Linked DNA regions of Homo sapiens: region 1 is linked to region 2. A link is a loop called in an ENCODE intact Hi-C map of the cell type or tissue named here. Cell type or tissue: psoas muscle. All regions are shown on one strand.

Region 1 (8,000 bases), 840 kb after region 2:
TGCTCTTACTGTTAACACCAGATAGATACACAGGCTGAGGTACAGCAATGAAGTTTCTATGAGGATGGCTTGTATTCTAGATGGAACCTTAGGATGATGTTTACTTTCTCATGTCTTCGTTTATTCTTCTGTTTATTTGGCAAGTGTTAATTGAGTGTCTGCAATTGGGCTAGGTGTTAGGGATATAAAGAACAGTGTATTCTCTGCCCACAGAGTCTTAGAAGGGAAATAGGCTTACAATATTCTGCAGCACAGAGGGTTAATTATATAAGAGTTATGTTTGAGGAACAGTAGAGAGACTTAATTCCTGACAGCTGAAGTTCAAAACTGACCAGAATTTTATGTCAACTGATCTCTGGGTTTGAATTACTTGACTTGGCTACAACTAAAATATTTCCTTTTGGGTTAGTCTGATCCTGATGCGTAACAATGGACTCAATATCTTCCACTAGGGGTGCTTCCACCAGCCACATGCCACATGAAATAGGAGTTTGGGTACAATGACCCTCCAAAATAATTTTGGAGTATTATTGCCAGAAAGAGGAAGAAAAACATACAAATAGAATAAAAATCACAAATATCTACTACCTGTTGGTGAGCCTTTCTCAACAGAATTTTAGGAAGCCATGGAACATACCAGTTCAGAGGAGAGAAACCTAGAATATAAACTAAATCTTTCTTGAGGGAAAGAAGAGGTACATGGAAGTGTGATACTCTCTTTTTCCCTTCACATTCGATCTCTAGCCTTCTTTCCACCCTCCTCTGTTTGCCAAGAAACTGGCTTCCATGGGATGCCCTAAGCAAGATTCTTTGCTCTGTGACTTCCTCACTCAGAAGATGAGAAGGTGGAAGCAGAAAGAGGGAGAGTGTGTATTCACCTGGCTCCCTCCCTGCTGAGCTGAGATGGGCATAACCTTCTATCCTGTCCCATGATCCCAAGTGGGAGACAACATCTACAGCTGCTACTAAAATTATGGCAATCACCCTCACCAAGGTCTACAATGTTTTCTCTCTTCTTGCCCTTTCAAGGCTAAGGGATGGAGCTGCTGCCTGCTGTTGCTGGCCCTGGGGTGCTTCACTGTTCCTTGCTGGCTCCTCTTAACCTTATTCACATCGTTTAAGCACGTGAAATATTACTCTGCTTGAGTGGGGTGTGTTTCTTGCTGGGTCTGCTAATGCAGGGTGGGACCTAGGTGCTGGTGTTGGGTGAAATGCAACTGAGGACGTAGACCTCCACATTTAGAGACTACAGAAATGGATGGCAGGTCACCACTGGCCCAGGCAGGTGGAGTTGCAGCAGGCTTGCAGAGCATGTTGAATGGTAGCCCAGGAGCAGGCAACACACACACCCAAGCTAGGCAGGGAGGGGGCTGATGGCAAGTAATAGCAGGGCCACTGCACTGGATTGCTCCAGTGATCACTATTCACGTTGCTTTCTAAATAATACAAATATTTTCATTGGCATTCAGAAGCCAATTCTGGCCTTAGGGTGAGAGTTACCCAAGATAAAGTACTGATAAATGTAAAGATGATGGTAATAACACCACTTTTAAAAATTCAAATGAGAGTACTAGCAATTCTTCCAATGGCTGCATTTTCCTTTGATAGGTTTTCTTTAATTTTAATTTTAATTTTTATACTTTAAGTTCTAGGGTACATGTGCACAATGTGCAGATTTGTTACATAGGTATACATGTGCCATGTTGGTTTGCTGCACCCATTAACTCGTCATTTACATTAGGTATTTCTCCTAATGTTATCCCTCCCCCCGTCCCCTACTCCATGACAGGCCCCCATGTGTGATATTCCCCGCCCTGTGTCCAAGTGTTCTCATTGTTCAATTCTCACCTATGAGTGAGAACATGTGGTGTTTGGTTTTCTGTCCTTGTGATAGTTTGCTCAGAATGATAGGTTATTTAAACTCTCTAAGCCTCAGTTTCCTCATCTATGGACTGAGGATAATGATAGCCGCTCTTGAGTGAGAGCTAATCTTGTAGCAGCCCATGGGAAGTACAGGCTTGGCAAAAATGTGGTGATGGATTTCTGAGCACAGCACCTGAGGTCCATTGTGTGTGCCCTGTAGCTAGAAGTTTGTGATGTGCATTCTCTTCTGCATCATGTAGCAGAAGTCTGATTTTAAGGAATGGTATACAACCTCAGAGCCAAACTAACCTCCAGGTTGCCTTGGTGCTGAGTGACCTGAATTAGAAAACTCAGCCGGCTGGGCGCGGTGGCTCATGCCTGTAATCCCAGCATTTTGGGAGGCCAAGGTGGCAGATCACTTGAGGTAAGGAGTTTGAGACCAGTCTGGCTAAAATGGTGAAACCACATCTCTACTAAAAATACAAAAATTAGCCGGGTGTGGTGGCACATGCCTGTGTAATCCCAGCTACTCGAGAAGCTGAGGCAGGAGAATTTCTTGAACCCAGGAGGCAGAGGTTGCAGTGAGCCAAAACCGCACCACTGCACTCCAGCCTGTGTGACAGAGCAAGACTCTGTGTCAAAAACAAAACAAAACAAAACAAACAAATAAACAAAAACTACAACTATTTAAAATTCTTCCTGAAGAAAGGACAATGTCCTTCTCAGAGTATGGGGTTAGGTTAAGCAGCAAAAATTGATAGTAAAACATTGCAATGTGGTACAGGGCTTAGGCAGGTATTATATTATCATGTGGGTTATATGACAGAGAAAAACACACAAAAACCCCAAACAAAACAAGAAGCATCTGAGATAAGCAGCCTTATTTTTATAGGTATTTAGCAATGCTAAAGGGTATCAAAGACTTTCATTAGGAAAGCAGGCTTCTTAGCATTACTCCAATCCCACCCAAGCCATCAGAGTAATTAAACTCCATATGCCTCCATCACAGGTCCTGTATTTTTTTTTAAGTATTCAGAGTTAGCTTGTTTGTTACGTAATACAGTTGGATGACAATCTAAGTAACTGACCTAATAATTTATTTAAAAATTGAACCTGTGATGTTTTTGCATCTTTTCAAGATTTTTTTTTGTTTCAGAAAATCAATTTTAATGAGATTATATCAAGAGTTAGTTTTAATGAAGGGTTTATTGGAAAGGCAGTCCAGTAAGTACTTTTATCTAAGAGGCCTAAAGGGCAATAAAAACATACATTTGTATACCTATCAGTTACAGACTTATCTAAAATAAACAATAATAACATTGTAATGAGAATGAAAAATTCTATCACGCACAGCGATTAGAAGCAGCTCGGCATTAAAGTATAACTGATGACAATCCAATTAAGCCATGTATTTCCTCCTTGGTTTAGGGTTACTTGCTTGAAGCACTCCATGGCTCCAAACAGGCTTTTGTATTTGCTCTGACAACAATTGGTGTCATAGCTTACCATCATTTTCAATTTTATGGAAAATTACAATGCAGTATAACATGCTTTTAAGACATAATGATTATGTATTTGGAGAGTAGAGTGAATTATTAAATCACAAACTCTGGCATTCTCCCTAAAACTGATACGTCAGTGAGCCAGTTTGTCAAACTTTGATAAGAAGTTGGGATGGGTAGTGTTGAAATAAGATGAAAGGGGCAATAGGGTGGCCATATCCCAGTGATATCTGCCAAATATTTAATTAAATAGTATCTGAAGGTGTAGACCAGTTGGATCAGCTTTTTTTGTTTTTTTCTTTTCTTGCATTTACACACTGTAGAAAGATCAAATCAACCAAAATATATGTTTAATCTAATTATCTATGCTGTCATTCTGTGTGCAGAAATGGGGGCCAGGGAGGGGCCTGGGTGGGAGAAGGGGGTTCAGAAGGGGAAGCACTGGCTCTTGTACATAAAATACGATAAATCAAGCCCACTCTGTTTCAGTTTGACACATACTCTCTTCATACAGGCCCAGACCTGATCATGATAAAAATTATTTATGTTTGCTAAACTTCCAGAAGGAGCTAGTAGATTAAAGAGGAAATGAATTTTGGTATTTTCACTAATTGATTTTACTCATCTAATTTATTTGTATTTCTACAAGAAATTAGTGAGCTGCTGCTATATTTCAGGCACCATTTCAGGCACTGGCAACATAAAAATGAGTGAAGCATGGTTTCTATTCTCTTTAAGTTTACAGTTTACTGGGGGAAGGCACATATGTTTATAAATCAATACTGATAAGTGTCAAGAGTGCTATCACAGAGATTGGTAGAGGGTAGAGAAGTTGCCAATTTTTTAATTTTTTTTTTGAGACAGAGTCTTGCTCTGTCACCCAGGCTGGAATGCAGTGCTGCCATCTCGGCTCACTGCAACTTCCACCTCCTGGGTTCAAGCGATTCTCCTGCCTCATCTTCCTAAGTAGCTGGGATTACAGGCCCATGCCACCTTACCTGGCTAATTTTTGTATTTTTAGTAGAGATGGGATTTCACCATTTTGGCCTGGCTGGTCTTGAATTCCTGACCTCAGGTGATCCGTGCACCTCGGCCCCCCAAAGTGCTGGGATTACAGGCATGAGCCACCAAGCCTGGCCGAAGTTGCCAATTTTTGTCAGTGGTAGGAAGAGGATAGCAGTGAGGGCCTCTGGGTGAAGGTGACAGCTGTGCCAGAGTGCACAGGTGGAACTTTGGAAAAGCCTGGTGTATTCATCAGCCTAAAGTAGAGAAGCTCACGTTAGCTGGAGCTGTAATGAGAAAAGAGGCTGCAGATATTAGTGGGGACTGATTGTGGGTCTCTGATGTCTTATTAAGGAGCTTAGAATTCATTTTAGAAGTTCTGGGAGAAGGTTAAAGGCAGGATAGAAACATGGCCAGGATTCTATGTTAGACAGGCATCCATAGAGAGGAAAGATCTGATGGCATGTGTGCAGCTGGAGATGAGGAGACAATGGGGATGATATTGCAAGAGCAGCAATGGCTGAAATTTACTGAGCTCTTAATGTGTGCCAGGCATGTTATATGGATTTGTGGATTTAATCCTTACTATGACCTGAGTGGTAGTTACTATCAGTTAATGATAGTTTATTAAACAGAGAAAAATATCTGGGGAGGTTAAATAACTTGTCCAAGGTAGGAAAGTAATGGCTGAGCTGGACTTTCACTCAGTCACTTAATTACTCTTTGGTCCTTCCTTCCCAGGGAAGGTGTGTGGCCATCATGACCCATGACAAAGCGATGGCAGATGGAAGGAGACAGGGCACAGTAAAAAGACATTAAGAAGGTGAAATTTGAGATAGCTCACTTAACTGATGCAATAATTTCTTTGTAAATATGCCAGGTCTTCAAATCCAGTAGTCTAGAGCTCCAAATTAACTGATTCTGAGGCTACTATGTTTCATTCTATTAGCACTTTTAAATTTACTGTGGAATAATCCACGAGCTTTGTTTAAAGCAGGAGTACTCTTAGCTTTTGAGGCTAAAAGCCAAACCAAAATGAAGCCTTTTAAGGTGTCATGGGTCAAGGGCCCCTTGAGCATCCTCTGAACTCTCAGAGTGGCCTGTGTTTATTTCTTTCTTAGTATTTACCATGCTGCACTGGAACAATCTGGCTGCTGCTCTGTATCTTTCTCCAAATTGATGTTTTTGAGGGCAGGGATCATTTTCCAGGTCAGTTAAATTCAACCAACATGCATGGAGAGTCTGCTGTACCATAGGAGGTAGGCATTATTTTAGGCTCTGGCAATAAGTTTATACACAAGATATTGTTCTGGCCAGACAGTTGAAGGGGAAGCTGATGCATTTTCAGCCCATTTCATTGCAATGTGGTGGGAGTGCTCATGAGGGCACATGTGGGGTCTGTGGAGGTATAGATGAGATGTACTGTATCAAATTCTGTGTAGAGAAAAGGGATTTGGATAGATTTCCCAAAGGAGGTGATTATGGAGGTGAACATTTTAAAATGTAGATCTTATTATTATTCAAGTATAGTGAGGCCAACATATCAGAAGACAATTGTCATTGAAAAGATAGTTTGTTACTGAAGGCATCACTGCAGGATTATAACTGAGAAAATTATTACAGTGAAAGAGATCTGATCTAACCAACTCCAAGCTGTCCTTTTTCCCTCCTGGGTATAGACCAAACTAACATTAGGAGAAACCTAGTTTATAGTTTAACTTTGAAACAAAGACGATAACTGCCCTTTCCCAAAACAAACTCTCTTCCTCACTGGGGACTATAATGCCTCTGTAGGGCTAACAAATTAGCCTTAAGATGAGAAATTATAATTTAGGAGTCATGCAGCTGGAGGCTACAAGATTCTGACCCTCCCCATATTGCTCCTAGAGATAACATCACTATTGAAAAACCTAAGGTCAGTGTTTGAGATATTTTGCAGATCCTGCACTTGATGGATCAGCTGGTACCACCCAGATTGATAAACTGGCTCATTTGATTTTGCAGTCCCTTACCCAGGACCTGACTTAGCACAAGAGGGCAGCTTTAACTTCTTATGATTCCATCTCCGACCCAACCAATTAGCACTCCTGACTCACTGGGCCCCCACTCACCAAATTACCCTTAAAAACTCTGATCCCTGAAGGCTCAGAGAGACTGATTTGAGTAATAATAAAATTCCCGTCTCATGCACAGCTGGCTTTGTCTGAATAACTCTTTCTCTATTGCAATTCCCCTGTCTTGATAAATTGGCTCTATCTAGGCAGCAGCCAAGTTGAACCCATTGGAGAGTTATACTACTTACAGTTCCCAAGAAGAAGGGGCACACGATGCCATGCTTTGTGGGGCCACTCAGGGAAGAACCAGGGTTATGCAGGAGGCAGAGGGAGTGAGGGAGAAATGTGAGCAAGGGCCTTTATTATGGTTTATGTGGGAAGAAATGAGGGAAACAAGACTAACAGACTTAGGGTTGGCAAGTTTGAGTAATTTCAGCAGGCTCTAAGTTGTAGGGGCTGTCCCTAATGGTCTGGTATCTGGCTCTGGGGTGATGAGGGCAGGGGAATTGTCAATTTGAGTGACATTCCAATAGAGGAGGTGGTTGGGTGTGGACTCTGGATTGGTTGATTTGCATATGAAAGATCCACTTGCAGGTGAGTTGTTTATTATTTTTAGGAATTGCACAGCCCTGGGAGGAGGGTCCCCCTAAGATCAGCAAGGCCCCAGATGTCAAAGCATCAGAATGCAGAAAATACACGATTAATACGATAAATCTTGGGGCAATGAAAAAGAATTATCCAAGCAAAGCATTGGTCAAGGGCACACCAAGGAGACCAAAAGCTTGAGCAAGTAGGATACGCACAGTTCAGTGCAGTGTGCTACCTGTAGCTCAGGTTCAGTAGAAATGCAGAATTAGAAATGGCAAGAGGTAAGACTGCAGGAAAACACCAAAGGCAAAGTTGGGAGGAGTTTGGAAGGTCTCCTGGAGGATGTGCATTCTGGAGAGAGGATGAAAAGCAGCTACAAGAACACCAGACAGAAGGCTGTTATCGTCACTCTAAGTCAGAGAAGGTGAAGGCTTAGACGAAGAAGGAGATGGCCGCGTAAATGAAAAACAAGGTTGCATAGTAGAAGTGAAAGAGACAGGATTTGTTAGGGATTGACTATTGGGGCAGCATTAATTTTGTGTTGTGTCTCCATGTCTTGCCGTGTGGGAGATATTCAGATCATATTCGTTAAATAAATTCATTTCTGGTCAAAAGATGCTTTAAATTTTGTTTTTTGCAAGTTCTTACATAAACCACCTTATTCACTGGAAATCTCAAATTTGAGATTTATAGTGGAGCTTTCATATTTCCTCAAATGGCTAAAAAACCAAGTTAGTTACTTCCAAGATAGAGTGGGGATACAGACATTGGGTAAATGCCCCCATTCCAAAAGGGAGACATTGGCCAAACAAAGGGGCTACAGGCCCCATGCAAGCCTGAAACCCAGCAAAGCAGTCATTACATCTTAAAGCTCCAAAATAATCTCCTTTGACTTCATGTCTCATACCCAGGGCACACTGATGGAAGGGGTGAGCTCCCACAGCCTTGGGCAGCTCCACCCCTGTGGCTCTGCAGGATACAGCCCCATGGC
Region 2 (8,000 bases):
TGGTGAAACCCCGTTTCTACTAAAAATACAAAAAATTAGCTCGGCGTAGTGGCATGCGCCTGTCATCCCAGCTACTTGGAGGCTGAGGCAGGAGAATCGCTTGAACCCGGGAGACAGAGACTGCAGTGAGCCTAGATCGCGCCACTGCACTCCAGCCTGTGCAACAGAGTGAGACTCCATCCAAAAAAAAAAAAAGCAAACATAAACTGTAATGTTAAGGTGCATATTTAGATAATAAAACTAAAAAGAAAAGCCAGAAAGCAGTTATCATAAAAGTCAGAAGAGTGGTTACTTAGGGGAGTCCTGGTGGCGATGTCCTAAGCAACGTTCTATTTCTTGTCCTGAAGATCAATTAAACAGCTATTAGCTTTAAAATACATCATTAAATTGTGTCTTTGTGTTTTGTGCACATTCTATACACACTTCACAGTTTTAAGTTTTAAAAATTAGAGCAGTGGGAGTGATGCTGACCACTAGACCTATAAGTTTATAACAAGAAGCTTAGACCTCCAAAACACTTGTAAAGGCCCCAAAATGGAACAGTTATCTTTCCAGAACATGAGGTCTGCTCATTGAGCAAAGAAAGGAATACTCAATCCTCTCCTCCAAAAAAACATCCATAAGGGACAAACTAGGTGGTAAAAACAGGCCATTTCTGAAGCTTCAGAAGACTGGATTGTCTAAGGTAAAAACAATGTTCACATTCATATTGCACTTCATTGTTTTAAGGTATTTTGCATGAATCTGAGTACTCTCACAATAATCCTGAGATATAGAATATATTATCCTTATTTTGGAAATAAGGAAAATAAAGACCAAAAGACTTATCCAGGGTTGTAAAGTTTGGTAAATGACCAAACTGCAAATAAGCCCGAGCCTCCTGACTACACCAAAGCCATTTTCACTATAACATAATAATGATATACACAAAACCCCACATTTTTAGTCTTTTTCATCTCTCTTTCTCTCTCTCTAGCTAGCTTAAGACCTTCTCTGCCAATATCGGATAACTTCAAACGTCAGCCTCGGCGCTACACCTCTCTGAGGCTCTGGGAATGCCTCAGCTAGGAAAAAAAGCACTGGCTTTGTAAGCACATCTTTGGGGCTGACATCCAGCTCTCCTCCCATGGCAGCTGCTCCATCTCCGAGCTTCAAATGCTCACTCAATAAAACCAGAATAATAATACATTTACCTTAAAGAGTACACATGAGGCTAACGAAGTTTTAACAAAATGCTCGGAATGTCACAGGCACCCAGTAAGTACTATTTCCCTTCTTTATGAGAGCAGCACTTTTAAAAATAATAAAGCGTGGCTTACTGAGTTAAGGGGCAAACAAAGTAGGCATGAAATCTAGAAAAGAAAATAAGGTTGCCTAAAATTCCATCACTCAACAATACCCCTGTTACTGTTTTGGTGACTATCCTGCAAGACATCCAGGCACACGCACATGCACATTTTTCCATTCAATGTGCAATGGACATCTTCCCAAGTCAATAAATACAGATCTACACCCCTATTTTCAGTGGCTTTATAATATTGTACGTAGGTATCATCATCACTCACCCAGTCCTACTAATATGCAGGGTTTTCATTATTTTACACAAAACGATGATGGATGCACACTTCTACATATGTGCTCTCATCCTCTTAGTACAAATGCTGAAAACATTTGCTGAGTCAAAAAGAAAACACACTGTATACTATACTGTTAGCTCTGTTTTTAATGTAATGCACTAGGTGCTGCTTTAAAAACAGGACTGTGCCCTGCTGATTTCTACACATTTTTTAGTTATTTTAAAAGACTAGATTGCAACCTCACTAAGTAAGGAGAAATTAGCACTCTACACTGTAATTTTCACATTCAAGAATAAAAACACAACACAAATACCCCCTCAAGAAAAGTGTGATAGTCAGTGACTTTGCACATACACATGTACGATGGCAGAAGTAGTTACTGTTACCCAAACTTGTTATCCTTCAAAGCAGTCACCTAGGAAGTGCCTGGGTGCTCAACCCAATAACAATGCCACTGCGCAGTCTATTTTTAAAATTCCTCTTCTGGAATGCCCTCCAGAGATAGTTTATAAACCATAAAAGTAAATGTCTGTTAAAATACGTTAATTAATATTGGATTAATGGGACTTACAAAGTTATGGGCTATTACCAGTAATTGTCCATATAAAGGATTTTACCCTTCAAAAGGTATTTAGGATCATCACACCATCAAACCACTTTCTTTTATTACACATGAGGCCAGCAATATGGCAAGTCACACTAGGAGACAAGGTTTAAAATACAATGAGAAGCAGAGTTAGTAACCTTTGTTTGAAGACCTAGACCAATCCAATACAGCTTTCAGCAATGATAGAAATGTTCTACAACGGTGATGTCCAATGCAGTAGCCACTAGCCGCATATGGTTACTGAGCAAACGAAAGGTAGCTAGTGCAAATGCAGAACAGGACTTTTCATTTAACTTTGCTTAATCTTAACTTTAAACCACCACAGGAGGCTCATGGCTACTGTACTGGACAGTGCTGCTCTAGACCACTGGCTGCAAACTCGGACACATAGGTAAAAATAAGGCCGGTTATGTGATGGGGGTAAGGGGGCCATGGAAACTTGGGGCACCTCTTAAAGCTCCAGTCACTTGATAACATGTGGGACTGAAGGACAGTAAGGCCACATCTCCTGATTTTAAACCCTGGCAACTTATCCAAAGAATTTTAAAGCACTAAGGAGACCAAACAAAACATATTTGTGGGTCATATCCAGTCACAGACCTCTAAATTTGCAATCTCTCTCATCCAGATACATCCCATAAACATGAGATCAGGCACCAAGACATTCATGATGGTTTAAGGAAATAAACAAAGATCTAAGTTTCCCATATGGACTTTCAAAATTTTCCCTGATATGCTTCCAAGCTGACCTACCTGTTCCTCTCTCCCAGCAGCCCCCAGCGCGCCAACAGGACTCACAGCTCTTCCTCCTGCCCAAGATTCCTAGAGTCTCCCTAGACTCCTCCAAAGCCCAAGTCCCAATCCTTCTAAGAGACAGTTCCAGCTAGCCCCCTCCAAAAGGTCTCCAGCCTCCTAATTTCTCTAAACCCCAATCTGAATAGTACTTTTTTCTATCTCCTTTATATGCATACTAAGTAACTCTCCAAAAAGACCACAAACTACTCAAAGCAGAGCAGATTCTTACACAACCTTTCTCATGCACTCACTTGCCCAGAGACAGTAAAAAAAAAGTAGGGGGTGGATAGGAAATCATGGGGCAGTGAACGTCTATCTTACAAAGATTCTCTATTTAATTCTCACAACAATATTTTGAGGCAAATATCATAACTATAAATATGCCTACTTTGCAGATAAGGAAACTAAGCCCAAAAAGATGAACAAATAATTAGGCAAGGTCACTCCGCGATTATGTGGCTTAAATAATGTTCACTAATCCATTAGTCTTACAAAAGGGCAAACCAAGAACACTAAGTTTATAATGACACCCAAGTCAAATCACTCTTCTGTGTCTACTTTTTCCAGAGAACCATCTGCCCACTGGTTGTGCTTCTGACAAAAAGTGTGTAACAGAAGCCGTTCCAAGAGTGTACTGTAACTAATTTTAGAGACCAAAATATCTGTGAATTGGCTCATTGGTTATAGCTCCCAGCATTCCAATCTCCACAGAGGCACCATGAGAGACAAATCAACTCCTTCCTCAAGTAAGGAGTAATCTCCTTCCACTGATTTTTCTCAGAGTTCATGCCAGGGTTAAATCCTGACAAAAATCTTAGCTCCAGGATGGCATTTTACTACTTTCAAAAAATATATACAAAAAAAAAAAAAAAAAGCTATTACTACCCCTTTTTGAAATTGAAATCTGGAAAAACATAACAATAGTCTGTGCTTAACATACTCTCTAAATTCATGCAATACATGTTTTTTTAAAGGGGGAAAGGTGCATTCATTTATTTACTTAAAATTTATTGATCACTTATTAGAATTCTATATACTTGATCAAATATCAATCAAGTATAAGGGTAGAGACGAACAAGCTGTTAGACATATAAGGAGTTACTAAACACACACGTACCACATGACTGCAATTCCATTCCATACAAAAAGAACTGGGTCAGTAAACAAGAAAATAAACCAAAAAAGTGAAAAACATGGGATCCTAGAAACAGAGGGGCCAACTCAAAAGAGAGGTGAAGGCAATTACCAAGATGATGGCAAAAGGGATTCTCAGAATGATGGCAGGGCACCTAATTTTTTCTTTCTTTTTCTTTTCTTTTCTTTTCTTTTTTTTTTTTTTTTATTTTTGAGACGGAGTCTCGCTCTGTCACCCAGGCTGGAGTGTAGTGATGGGATCTTGGCTCATTGCAACCTCTACCTCCCAGGCTCAAGCAATTCTCCTGCCTCAGCCTCCCGAGTAGCTGGGATTACAGGCGTGTGCCACCACATCCAGCTAATTTTTGTATTTTTAGTAGAGACAGGGTTTCACTATGTTGGCCAGGTTGGTCTTGAACTCCTGACAGTTCAAGTGATCCACCTGCCTCGGCCTCCCAAAGTGTTGGGATTACAGGTGTTAGCCACTGCACCCGGCCTGGGTACCTAATTAAAATCAGCACAGCAAGGGCAGAGAATGAGAGCAAGTTAGAAATCAACAGGGGAATACAAAGCTGATGGTCCAAAATTGAATCTCCAAGTTTGTCTCCAAAAAGTTTTTGTTTTTCTTTTATTTGTTTGGTTTTTTTAATCACGGGGGTGGGGCGGGCACGGAGCAGACATTTGCTTGAATCATGATCCAAAAAAATCCACACATGACATTTAGCAGGTATGGCACATGACAACTCAAGGTTATTCTAAAGTCTCCCTGACTCTAAAGTGGGCCCCCTCCTACCCCATTTCTTTTCGTGTCATTTTCGTGCTGTAGAAATCTGGTCGGTTCTGTTATGAAGAGACACAGTCAGCTTTGTCTGTTTCCTTGGGCATCGTTGAACTTGACCCTCTATCTGCATTTCCTGCAGATGAAGTCAGCTCTAGAGATCCAACTAGATTCAGATTCAGCATTTCTGGCCAGAATATTTTATAGGTGGTACTATAATCTTTATTCCAATAATATCTTCCATATTTCATCAAATCTAAGACACCACCAACTTTATGAACACCAAAGAAATAGCTGGTGACAAACTGTTACCCAATTGATCAAAAGACTCATCTTGATATCAGAGATGGTAAAACTGTAGAGGTTAAAAAAAAAAGTGTCTCAGAATTGAAATTCTATTATAGTTTGCTCATTACTTAAAAAAAAAAAACTTTCTTTAATTGGATTTATAGTTCTATAGAATGAGAGCTTCAAAAACACCTTTTAAAACAGAAAGATTCTTAGAAGTATGGCATGCTTTACATGCAATGCCTCTTGGAAACAGAAATGATCTTTCAAGGTACTTTCCAACCATGGATTTCAAGGCCCTTTCCCTTTCACATCCCACCCCAACACATTTCCTGTGATTTATCACATCTCTATACTTTAGCCATGAGACTACCTCTCAGGGTATACCCAGAAAAAGTAAAAACAAGGAACAGCTAAAAAATTCAGTTACATTGGAAATAACTTGGCAGTTTCTTTAAAAACGAAACACACACGTACCCTATGACTGCAATTCCATTCCTAGGTATCTACCTAGAAATGAAATATAGAAATCAAAGTGTAGGGGGGTGGCCAAGATGGCTGACTAGAAGCATCTAGTGTGCGCAGCTCTCACGAGAGGAGCGAAGGGGCGAGTAAACACAGCACCTTCAATTAAACATCCAGGTACACGCATTGGGACCAATCAAGGAAACAACTCCACCCATGGAAAACGGAGAAAAGCAAGGCAGGACGGTGGCCCACTTGGGAGTGAAATGGAGCCAGGGGAACCTCCCCCATTCAGGGAAGCAGTGAGTGAATATGGGACCCCGGGAACCACGCTTCTTCCACAGACCTTTTTACAACCCTCGGGTCAGGAGACTGCCTCATGAACCCACTCCACCAGGGTCTTCAGTCTGACACAGAGCTACATGGAATCTTGGCAGAGTAGTTTCTCAGGCGCAAACAGAGACCCGAGAGCCTTAGATACCCAGGCTTTCTGGGCTTCAGGGCAAAAGGAGCTGCAATTCCATCTTTGGGTTTCAAGTGCCCAAAGCAACTAGGGGCAGACCCTGAGCATAGCATGGCTGCTCTATGAAAAAGAGGTCAGACTGCTGTTTTAAGCAGGTCCCTGATCCCATTCCTCTTCAGGGGATGGGCCCTCCCAACTGAGGTCTCCAACCACCACCTACAGGTGCCTTTGGGCTGGCAACAGATCTGTGCCTTCCTGGGACAGAGCTCCCAGAGGGAGGGGCAGGCCACTATCTCTGCTGTTTTGCAGCCTTCACTGTTGATACCTCCAGGTACTGGAAAATCCAAGGCAACTGGGACTGGAGTGGACCCCCAACATATTGCAGCAGCCCTACAGAAAAGTGGCCAGACGGTTATGTGGGTACCCATTCCCACATCTCCTCATCGGCAGGTCCTCCAGGCCTGGGCCTCCAGCCACCCCCTTACCAGAGCTATCCAGCCAGTAGCAACTCAGCAACTCCCTGGACAGAGACCACATGGCAACTGAAAGCCTCTCTGCCACTGCCGCTGCGGTGGAACTGCCCTTGCTACCCTCGGACTAACAAAGAAGCACAGACCCTAACTGCCTTATCCACACCTCCAACAAGGAGGGGAGGCTAGTCCGTCTCCCAAGGGCCCACCCACCCCCCTACTCTTCACCAGGCAGGGAACCCCCAGCTTGGGCTCGCAGCGAAGACCCTCCATCCTGAGCTGATTGCACTGAGTGACTGCTGACCTGCATGTCTCTGGGGTGGAGCCCACAGGAGACAATCAAATGACCCTCGGCCACAACCACTACTAAGGTCCCTTCCTCTGCTGCCCCCAAACTGGAAAAAAAACATAAACACTGAGATTGTCCCAGAGCTGCAATGGGCAGCTCGGGAATGCCAAGCTGCGATCTATAGCCAGTACTCAAGGTGGAGAGAAACCCACGCTTTTTGAGAATTGAGAGGGAACACGGCTGCAACTGTGAGGAAATACGGGGGAGCCACACAACCAAGCAAGAGTGTACCATGACCAGTATGCCTACGTGCCACATACCAGATCACAACCCAAAGCTTCAACACCAAAAATACCTCACTAACGTACCACCCTCTGAAACCAAAAACAAGAAGTCAGCTTCAAAGACCCTAAACAAAGACTCAGCCCTGTGAAAACATCCAGCAAATCAGTCACTTGACTGTACTCAATCTACACTGCAGTTAAAGGAACACCCAGACTTAGAGACAAGCAAAAAACCAATGCAAGAACTCCAGTAACTGTCATATGTCTCCCAACAACCACACCAGTTCTCCAACAAGAGTTCTTAACCAGGCTGAGCTGGCTGAATGACAAAAATAGAATTTAGAATATGGATAGGAACCAAGATCACTGAGATTCATGAGAATAGCAAAACTCAATCCAAGGAAAGTAAGAACCAAAATAAAATGATACAGGAGCTGAAGGACAAAATAGCCAGCATAAAAAAGAACCTAAAGGATCTGACAGAGCTGAATAACACAATACAAGAATTTCACAATGCAATGACAAGTATTAACAGCAGAATAAACCAAGCTGAAGAAAGAATCTTAGAACTTGAAGACTGGCTCTCTGAAATAAGAGTCAGACAAAAATAGTGACAAAAAGAATAAGGAATGAACAAAATCTCAAGAAGTATGGGATTATGTAAAGAAGCCAAATCTATGAAAAATTGGTATCCCTGAAAGGGAGAAGAAAGCAAACAACTTACAAAATATATTTCAGGGTATCATCCATGAAAACTTCACCAACCCTGCTAGAGAAGCCAAAAGTCAAATTCAGGAAATACAGAGAACTCCTGCAAGATGCTACACATGAAGATCACCCCCAAGACACA

Evidence for each region. A loop is a pair of places that touch in the nucleus more often than their neighbours do. Peaks named below come from ENCODE experiments on the same cell type or tissue, not always from the same donor. Only the 100,000 strongest peaks of a DNase experiment are listed, where the experiment ranks them.
Region 1: a loop joins it to region 2, with 11 times the contacts of the local background. A loop is called at or near these places in 1 of 110 quality-filtered maps.

Annotation. Positions count from the first base shown.
Region 1 is chr2:122,381,817-122,389,816 of GRCh38, forward strand. The region is part of intron 3 of LOC105373592 (a long non-coding RNA gene); the gene reads left to right. Among named protein-coding and RNA genes, the nearest start is that of LINC01823, 600 kb to the left of the region's middle. In psoas muscle, no CTCF peak of the experiment used is centred here; no DNase peak of the experiment used is centred here.
Region 2 is chr2:121,540,604-121,548,603 of GRCh38, forward strand. All of the region lies in intron 2 of CLASP1 (cytoplasmic linker associated protein 1), which reads right to left. Among named protein-coding and RNA genes, the nearest start is that of RNU4ATAC, 14 kb to the left of the region's middle. In psoas muscle, no CTCF peak of the experiment used is centred here; no DNase peak of the experiment used is centred here; H3K27ac peaks cover 5,018 bases.